Linked DNA regions of Homo sapiens: region 1 is linked to region 2. A link is an interaction called in ENCODE POLR2A ChIA-PET data of the cell type or tissue named here. Cell type or tissue: OCI-LY7. All regions are shown on one strand. Links, peaks and the distances in the headings refer to the core of each region. The heading gives the core; the rest is flanking DNA.

Region 1 (4,396 bases), core at 182-4,181, 120 kb after region 2:
CAGGAAGAGGGGCAGAGTCAGTGGGAAGTGGTGACAACTGGGTACAGAGGTGAAGAAAAGGGGCAAATCTGAGATGACATTCATGTTTCTATGCTCAGAGGCATCCAAGAAGTGAGTTTAAGGGATGCATGGAGATAATTTTTTTTTTTTTGAGATAGAGTCTCACTCTGTCACCCAGGCTGGAGTGCAGTGGCGCTATCTTGGGTCACTGCAATCTCCGCCTCCCAGGTTCAAGCAATTCTCCTGCCTCGGCCTCCTAAGTAGCTGGGATTACAGGCGCCTGCCAACAGGCCCAGCTAATTTTTGTATTTTTAGTAGAGACGAGGTTTCTCCATGTTGGCCAGGCTGGTCTGGAACTCCTGACCTCAAGTGATCCACCTGCCTCGGCCTCCCAAAGTGCTGGGATTACAGGCGTGAGCCACCGTGCCCAGTGCATGGAGATAAATTTTATCAGTTTTTATTATACTGAGTTGCTGTATAACTTAAAAGTCAGTTTGATTTTTCACTGTAATACTGTTCACATACAGCCTCCAGCAGTGCACTTAAATAATATTTAAGATACTGCAGTATCTTAAATGTGGAACTCAGAAGGCTGTAGTGAAGAGTCAAAGCCTCTGGATCCCACGCTGAGTAAGGTGACCAATCATGGTTTGCCCATTTGCCTCCTCTGCCAGCATCTGATGAAGAAGCTGTGCCCTCTGAATGACTCCCAGTAGTATCAGATTCATGTGTCCACTGGAGGAGGGACCCAGGGAGGGCAGAAGTACCAGGCCATGGGCTGGGTCTGGGTTAATGGGGAAAGCTCCCTCATTATTGGAGATGGGGCAGTAGAAGTGGAGAGCCAAATTGGGGGAACACTTTCTGTGGGTACTCGGAAGGTTTTCAACCTAAAGACATGGTGGAGCACCTTCAAGAACAGGTTTTGGCGGGACTGACTTCTCTCCAAGCCCCCATTTCGGGGACTGTCTCATCCCATCCTGATGCTGTGGCTTCCTGTGTGTTTTGGGCTGGCTTCCATCTTGCTCGTCGGGACCCTGCCAGCTCCTTTGTTTTGTAGTTTTCTGCTCGATGCCTACAGTGTTTTCAGACTCCACCTTGGTCCCTTGTGTTTCAGCCCGAGAGGAAGTTTGGCGTGGTGGTGGTTGGTGTTGGCCGAGCCGGCTCCGTGCGGATGAGGGACTTGCGGAATCCACACCCTTCCTCAGCGTTCCTGAACCTGATTGGCTTCGTGTCGAGGTGGCTCACAATGTCTTTGTGCTTCATAATTCATGGAAAGCCCAGTGAGGCGGATTAGCTGCAGGACATGGAGATTTTCCAGACCCAGGGCAGGGAGAGCCATCTCCCAACTGAGAACTGTGCTTAGGGTCAGCCCCATAAGATCTCAGGTTGGGATGGGTCTGGGAACTGAAGCTTGCTGGGCCTGCAGCTGGGATGCACAGTAGGTTGGCCTGGGAGACTGGAAGACAGAGGCAGGAGGGTGAGCTCAAGGCTGACAGTTAGAGAAGGGGCACAGAAAACACATGCATGGGGCTTTGGCCTGAAAGGCTTTCGGTGTGCACCGGGGAATCCTGACATAGTCATCATGACAGCCATCCTAGGTGGTCCTGGGCTCTACATGTGATATTTCCTTCTGCGTAGTGTTATTAACCCCCCAGTTTACAGATAAGGAGGCTGAACCACAGAAAGGTTAAGTAATCTGCCTGAGGTCACACAGCTGGAAAGTCTAAGAACTGAAGTTGAGCAGAAGTCTGTTTCCAAAGCCCATCTTTTAAACACCATGTGTTCTTTTGCCATTGGTAATTTTGAGCCTCACTTTTATTATTATTATTATTTTTTTTGAGACAGAGTCTCACTCTGTCACCCAAGCTGCAGCGCAATGGTGCAATCACAGCGCACTGCAGCCTTGACCGTCTGGGCTCAAGTGATCCTCCCGCCTCACAGCTCAAGTGGTCCTCCTGCCTCAGCCTTCTGAGTAGCTGGGACTACAGACACACACACCACCACGCCTGGATAATTTTTTTTTTTTTTTTGTAGAGACAGGGTCTCCCTATGTTGCCTAGACTGGTCTCAAACTCCTGGGGTCAAGTGATCCTCCTGCCTCGGCCTCCCAAAGTGCTGAGATTATAGGCGTGAGCCAGTGCACCCAGCCTCCCCCTTTTCTTTAAGGATTCATTTATCTCCAGTCAAAATCAAACTTATCACCTTGTTTCTTCTTCCCCCATGCTCAAATTTTCCACTCACCCCTGTACACACACACACACACACGCACCACTCACCAGACTAATCCTGTATAACATCATTTGTCAATATTAATTGTGAACTAGATACAGGCACCAGACTAATCCTGTGTAACATCATTTATCCATATTAATTTTGGACTAGGTGCAGGCACTGGGCTGGGCCTGAAGACATGGTAGTGAGCAAGTTAGGCAACTCTTTTTCTAGTGCTTTAGAGACATCAGATAAATATTTACACAAAGCATAAGTAACAATTGTGATAGTCTATGTAGAAATTTTTTCATGTTTTCATTCATGGGGCCATCCTCTTCCGGCCTGTCTCAAAACATGGCCCCACTTTTAAGGATTTAAAATGGGCTTGGAAGCACCAGGGAGACCCAGAAGTGCTAGAATCTGCCCTTGGGCCAGCCTTCTCCTCCCCATAAGATTCCAAGGGAGCTGCACACAAATGGGAGAGCAAAGTTAAGATCAGGCAGCACCGTAACCCCCATCGCACCCCTATCTGGAGCTGGGACCACACACAGCACTTGGGCGCAAGGCTGAAATGGGACCTTTCCTTTTCCCTTAAGCCCCAGTCCTCTGCCAGTTGGCTTCCAGGGTCAGCTCAGTGGGAACACCTACACTACCCAGGTTGTATGGGAGGATGGCCAGGTCACACCCCTGCATGACAGCCCTGCCAGTACTCACACTGTTTCCCTCTTCACATACCCTTCCCTTCCTGACCTACCTGCTAAGTTCTACCTCCTCCCCAGGAAGCTTTTCTGGTGTATTCCTTTCCCACCCTGAGTCTCCATCTCCTACTTCCAAGCACCACATTTCTCCTGGTAGTCTTGTGGTAGTGGTATGTACGTGTGTGTGTGTGTGTGTGTGTGTGTGTCTTCCTCTAGCTGACTGAGCTCATTGAAAGGCGATGATTTTAATTTGTTCTCCATGATTTCTCCTACAGCGCCTAGTACATAATAGGCAAACAATAAGTATTGCTGAAATTGAGCAATTTAGTTTGGGTGGCCCCATTAAAGAAACCTAGCATAATACTCTTTGGGAGCTAAATTTTCCTGAATGCTTTCTGCCTGCTGCAGCTCAGCTGGAGCTCTGAGCGGGCTGAGGGCCTTCTGCTTGCTAGCTGTCCCACATTCCCCCATGACTGCCACCCTTAGAGGGCTACTCTCCTGCCCCAGCCGCTGCACTGGGAGGTGTACGGACTGCTGGGGCTTTGGCTCTTCGAAGACTGCAGCTCCCCCATGCTCTAGAAGAGTCAGAAGGCCTTGGGTTCCCCTCCTGCTTCTGCTCCTGGTTAGTCAAGGCTATCACTGCCTATTATGTGCTAGGCATTATAGGAGAAATCATGGAGAACGAATTCCTCACCTTCCAATGAGCTCAGTCGGCCAGAGGGAGGAAGACACACACACACACACAAACACACACACAGACACACACACACACAAACATGTGTGCGTACATACTACTGGGCTTCGTTAGCTTAGCTATAAAGTAGCTCGAAGTCGCATGCCAGTTTGCACCCTAAATGTGTTAACGTATTGGATTTGGATTAGGTTTGGTAGTCACAATGTTTGGCCAAGTGCTTGGAACTGGAAGTGACCATAGAGATCACTTCTCATGAGATAAAAGTAGATTGTTCCTTTTATTTTTATGTTATTTTATTTTTGAGGAGTCTTGCTCTGTCACCCAGGCTGGAGTGCTGTGGTGCAATCTCGGCTCACTGCAACCTCCATCTCCCGGATTCAAGTGATTCTCCTGCCTCAGCCTCCCAGGTAGCTGGGATTACAGGCGCCCACCACCACATTTGGCTAACTTTTGTATTTTTTGTAGATACAGGTTTTCACCATGTTGGCCAGGCTGGTCTTGAACTCCTGACCTCAAGTGATCCACCCACCTCGGCCTCCCAAAGTGCTGGGATTATAGGCTTGAGCCACCGCGCCCAGCTGTTTCTTTTGTTTTGGAGATGAAGTAATTCAAGACTCTCCCAGGTCATACACGCTGTGAATGGTACTGTTGGCACTCAATGCCAGATCCCCTGACTTGAACTCTGAGGCTATTTTTCTCACTCCACAATGGAAAATAGCCTGGAAGTGGGAGAGAAGAAACTCATTTCTTCATTTCTGGCAGCAGATCACCAGGACCTGTCGGGAGGAGGGGA
Region 2 (4,396 bases), core at 68-4,067:
CTCATTGGTGAGGGAGATCTTCAGTCTACTGATTCAAATGCTAATCTCTTCTGAAAATACCCTCACAGATACCTCCAGAAATTGTGTTTAACCAGCCATCTGGACATCTTTTAGCTCATCTTTTAGCCACTTAAGATGTTCAATCTTCTTTAAGTTATATACTTATACTAAAGCTGACACACAAAAATAACCATCACATGGGCTAATTACAAAATAAGCCAATTGGCTTTGGGTTGCCTTGCAATGAAGAGCATGGTAGAAGCACTACACTGTTTATACGGACCCAAGATCCAGTATAAAATGGCACCCTTAATTTTAGGGATCTGTCTTTGCCTTCAGCTGTACCTGCTTATTAGGCCCTAAAAAATGCATGCTACCTGGCCTTGTTTCTCTAAGGGCTCCACCCTAAAGCCAGTAACCCTATTAAGAAACTGGCAAATGAAAAATCTTAACAAGGGCTCAATCTTCTATATGTTTGTGTTGCTATATATGTGTTGTGTGTAATGTCTATAAAAAGAGCTCTAATTGGCTTAAAGAAAAATAAGCACTTAAATATTTTTTAGTTCACATGACTTCAAGAAATAAAAACAGTCTTAAGAATTATTGGTAAAATGCAAGTGTCGTCAAAATGCAAATAGGTGGTCTAAATCATACAACTTAGATACTAGGTTTGCTAAACATTCCAAGATTGTATACTGCCTGCTTTACAGATAGGTAAGGCTGGGACATATAGAGCTGGATGCTGAAAAGTCAAACTTTTATCTGCATTTCTCTCTGGGTCCTAGGATCCACACCAAGTATATAATTAAAACTGCTTACTAACCAGATTTTTCACCAAAAATAAAAGTTGCTAAAAGTTAACAGTGAATATTAATTAAACTCAAAAGGGTATTATATGGTCTTTTCACAAATTGGACATTGAAATAAAACCATGGCAAGCAGGTCTTAAGACACTAATCTGCCCTTTAGTAAAAGGGTTATAAAAGGCTTGTGAAAATTTCACCTCCCAGTCAAATTGGTTATGATTAGAAGCAATGATCTATAAGATTTCATAGAAACAAATTGGGGTTAACATTAATAAATTAATGCAAGGGTAAACTTTGGCTTTGAACAGGATTTCCATGTCATGGTAAAGGCTAATGAAAGGTTTTTGCCTTTTGAGTCATCATTTGGCAATCTGGAATTCTATTTCATAACATCAAATGTTCTAAACCTCTAACATTTAACAGGCCTCCCAAAATCAAACTTCAAGTTTCAAAACTGTCCTTCCTGATGCCTGGCTTTTTGGATGGTTCAGAAGGTCCCTGAAACATTCAGAAAAGAGGTAAAAAAGATTATTTGACATGTTTAGTCACATGAGATTGCCAAAATATTTCCAATCTTCTTTAAGTTATATTTTGGTGAATACTAATATATGTTCCCAAATTGAATGGGATTTCTAAAATTCTAACGTCTAAGTATATGCTATCAATCATAATTAAGGGTAAAGTTATTGTAAACCACAGAGATAAATAAACTTTTGTCTGACATGTTTTTAACTGTATCCTGGAAATTTTGTCATTCACAGACAATTGTCTTGCTTTGTTCCTTCTCAAAAGACGGTTTATAATCAAGCCATATTAAGAACTTTAACAGATGTTCTCAAATGCAGATTCTTAATAGCCTTGAAGATTGTTAACACTGGAATAGAGGAAGAACATACAGGACTCAAAGAACTGACATGTTCACAAATATCAAGCAAAACAAGAGCTAATTAAATGGACTGGACTCAGAAAGTTAAAGCCACCTTTTTGACTTTCGCTTGCAATATTGCTGATCCTTGTTTTGTTTTTCAGAGTCCAGGAAACTTATTTTAACTATTTATGGCCTTTAATAATTGAATAAGGTATGCTCCTGTGAACAAAATTTGGAGCATGTTTCTTTTTCTCTGCCTGGTTCCTCCAGAATTTGGAAACTATCTGTGAGTACTCTTAACTTACAGCAATATAATTGTTTCCATCAGTGCAATAAGAATCCATTTTTCTTTGTCGACAGGACACAATTGGTAAAACTGGTTATTTTACCAAGGCTTTGACTGAAAGGGTGTGTTTCCCTTTAAGGAATCAAGCTTGACATGCAGAGCCAATAAAAGCCCCTTGGGGAGTACTGGCCTCATACCTTGTCTACACAGTCCATGAACAGAGATCTTAACCTGTCGTCAGTAAAGAATGTCACTTTCTAACAGGTCCAGCAGCTCCAAGTTTATCTTGGGACCTCAAGAGGAGATCACCCAACTCACAGGTATTTGAGGATACAAACCCATGTGGATGGCTGGGCTCAGCTTTAAAGGTCTTATCTGAGATTCCTGTGGAACAGAGTTCCATCAAAGCCAATCCAAAAGGCCTATGTAGAAATAACCACTCTTGCTGCACTTTATGCAAATAATCAGGCCAAGTATAAGACTAAAATTTATTCTACAAACAACACACACGGTCCTATCATAATTTGTTTTTACAAAAAATGAGGACTGGAGAGAGAAATTGTGCTCCAAAGCTTATCATACATTTGTCATTAAATCCTAGTCTAATTGTTTTTAAGCTTTTTGCCTACATTTTAGACTAACCCTGCTTATTCCTGTGAATCAAGTGGCGATCTCCTACAGCTTGGATGAAACAAAATGGGATGGATAACATAAAAATCTGGATCAATATGCTGGTTCTGGGCAATTATCCTGCAAATTCTGCCAGGTAATGAAAGTGAGTAGGGTGCCCATAACCCTGAGGTTTCTTTGTTTGGGAAATAAAACCAAGGAACTTCATAAATCCCCAAATATCTTGGCAAGTAAAATTTTAGATGAAAATTATCTACTATACCACACTTGTGGGAACTGCTATACTCACTCTACTATTTGCAATAGGGTTATACAGAGTAGCACCTTCTAACTGAAATATTGGACAGAGAACTTATGTCTTGTATTAATATTTGGACCCTGTATACTCAATACTATAACTTGAATTGTTTCCTCTCACCTAGAAGCAATCAAACTCCAAATAGTGCTGCAAACTAAACCACACAGGAACACACCTTTCTTCCAAGGACCCTTAGATCAACCCCAGGAGAAGCCCTAGCTGCTGTTCCCCATTCGATGCCCCTTCTCAGCAGGAAATAGCCAGAAAGAGTCATCACCCAAAACCCCTTAAGAGCAGTTATGGTGACATCTCCACATGGGGGGATGTTATAGGAGTTTATTAAGAAATTATTTTAGGCAGCTAGGAAAAGGGGTCCTTGGGGAAGTTTTCATTTCCTTTAAAGCGGCTCCAGAAACGTTTCTTGTCTAGCAAACCCCAGCTCTTAGAGCCGAGTCAGCAACCTTTGATATGCAAATACAGGCCATTAGAAACTGGGTCCACCCAAACATGGTGATTCCTGCCACCTTCTTCCCCTCGCCTCACAGGTGCCTGGCAACACGGCCGCCCCCACATATCCCCATATGTGTAGAGCATCATGGCACCCTGCATTTGCATATTAAAAAGCTAGGGTGGGAGGGCCAGTTTTTTCCGCGGGCTACGTGAGTGACATGCCTGGTCAAACCAATCCCCTGAGCGCTATGCAAATCAGGCACCACCTCCTCTAGCCTCCTCATATAAGCAGCCACTTTTCTGACGCACACAGGGTTTTCTCTTTGTTCGAATCGCCCCCTCCCTTTATCTTTGTACAGGGGAGCTGTTTTCTTCTTCCTTCCTTCTTTCTTGCCTATTAAACTTTTCACTCCTTAAAACCAAAAAAAAATTAAAAAAAAAAAACCATCACATCAAATAACTTTACCCTACCCAGGACTTGCCCAGGTTTCTGTTCTTGGGTTAAAATTTAAAATATTGGTTCACTCCCTGACGGAAACAGATGAGAGAGGTGCTCAGTGACTCATTATGGACAGAATGAGGGCTGAAATTACTTGAGTGAGGAAGGAAAGGAAAGCGGGGCCCTGGCTGAGGTTAAGTACCAAATAGAAATCTGGGCTGAAGCAGGGAGACTTAGCTTGAGATTCTAGATAAAAAAAGAAGTGTAACCTAGAGTAACACAAATATAAAGGATTCCACTCTTATTTCCAAACTATTGTAACAGCTCTGAATAACATGGATATTTTAAAGGTTTATGCATATATTAATGGATGTGTATAAAACATTCAGGCCAGGCACAGTGGTTCACGCCTGTAATCCCAGCACTTTGGGAGGCCGAGGCAGAAGGATCACTTGAGATCAGGAGTTCAAGACCAGCCTGGCCAACATGGTGAAACATGATCTCTACTAAAAATACAGAAAAAAATTAACTGGGTGTGGTGGTGGGTACCTGTAGTCCCAGCTATTTGGGAGACTAAGGCAGAAGAATCACCTGAACCTGGGAGGCAGAGGCTGCAGTG

Evidence for each region. Peaks named below come from ENCODE experiments on the same cell type or tissue, not always from the same donor. Only the 100,000 strongest peaks of a DNase experiment are listed, where the experiment ranks them.
Region 1: POLR2A ChIA-PET joins it to region 2 with 7 read pairs; 2 of 35 experiments call an interaction of 5 or more read pairs at or near these places.

What each region holds. Positions count from the first base shown.
Region 1 is chr7:43,786,790-43,791,185 of GRCh38, forward strand. It overlaps BLVRA (biliverdin reductase A), which reads left to right. Exons shown (of 8, transcript NM_000712.4): 3 at 1,115-1,236. Among named protein-coding and RNA genes, the nearest start is that of BLVRA, 30 kb to the left of the region's middle. In OCI-LY7, for the core only: no CTCF peak of the experiment used is centred there; no DNase peak of the experiment used is centred there.
Region 2 is chr7:43,666,002-43,670,397 of GRCh38, forward strand. The region is part of intron 1 of COA1 (cytochrome c oxidase assembly factor 1); the gene reads right to left. Among named protein-coding and RNA genes, the nearest start is that of COA1, 61 kb to the right of the region's middle. RefSeq lists a silencer at 3,852-3,901. In OCI-LY7, for the core only: no CTCF peak of the experiment used is centred there; a DNase peak (open chromatin) is centred at 1,930.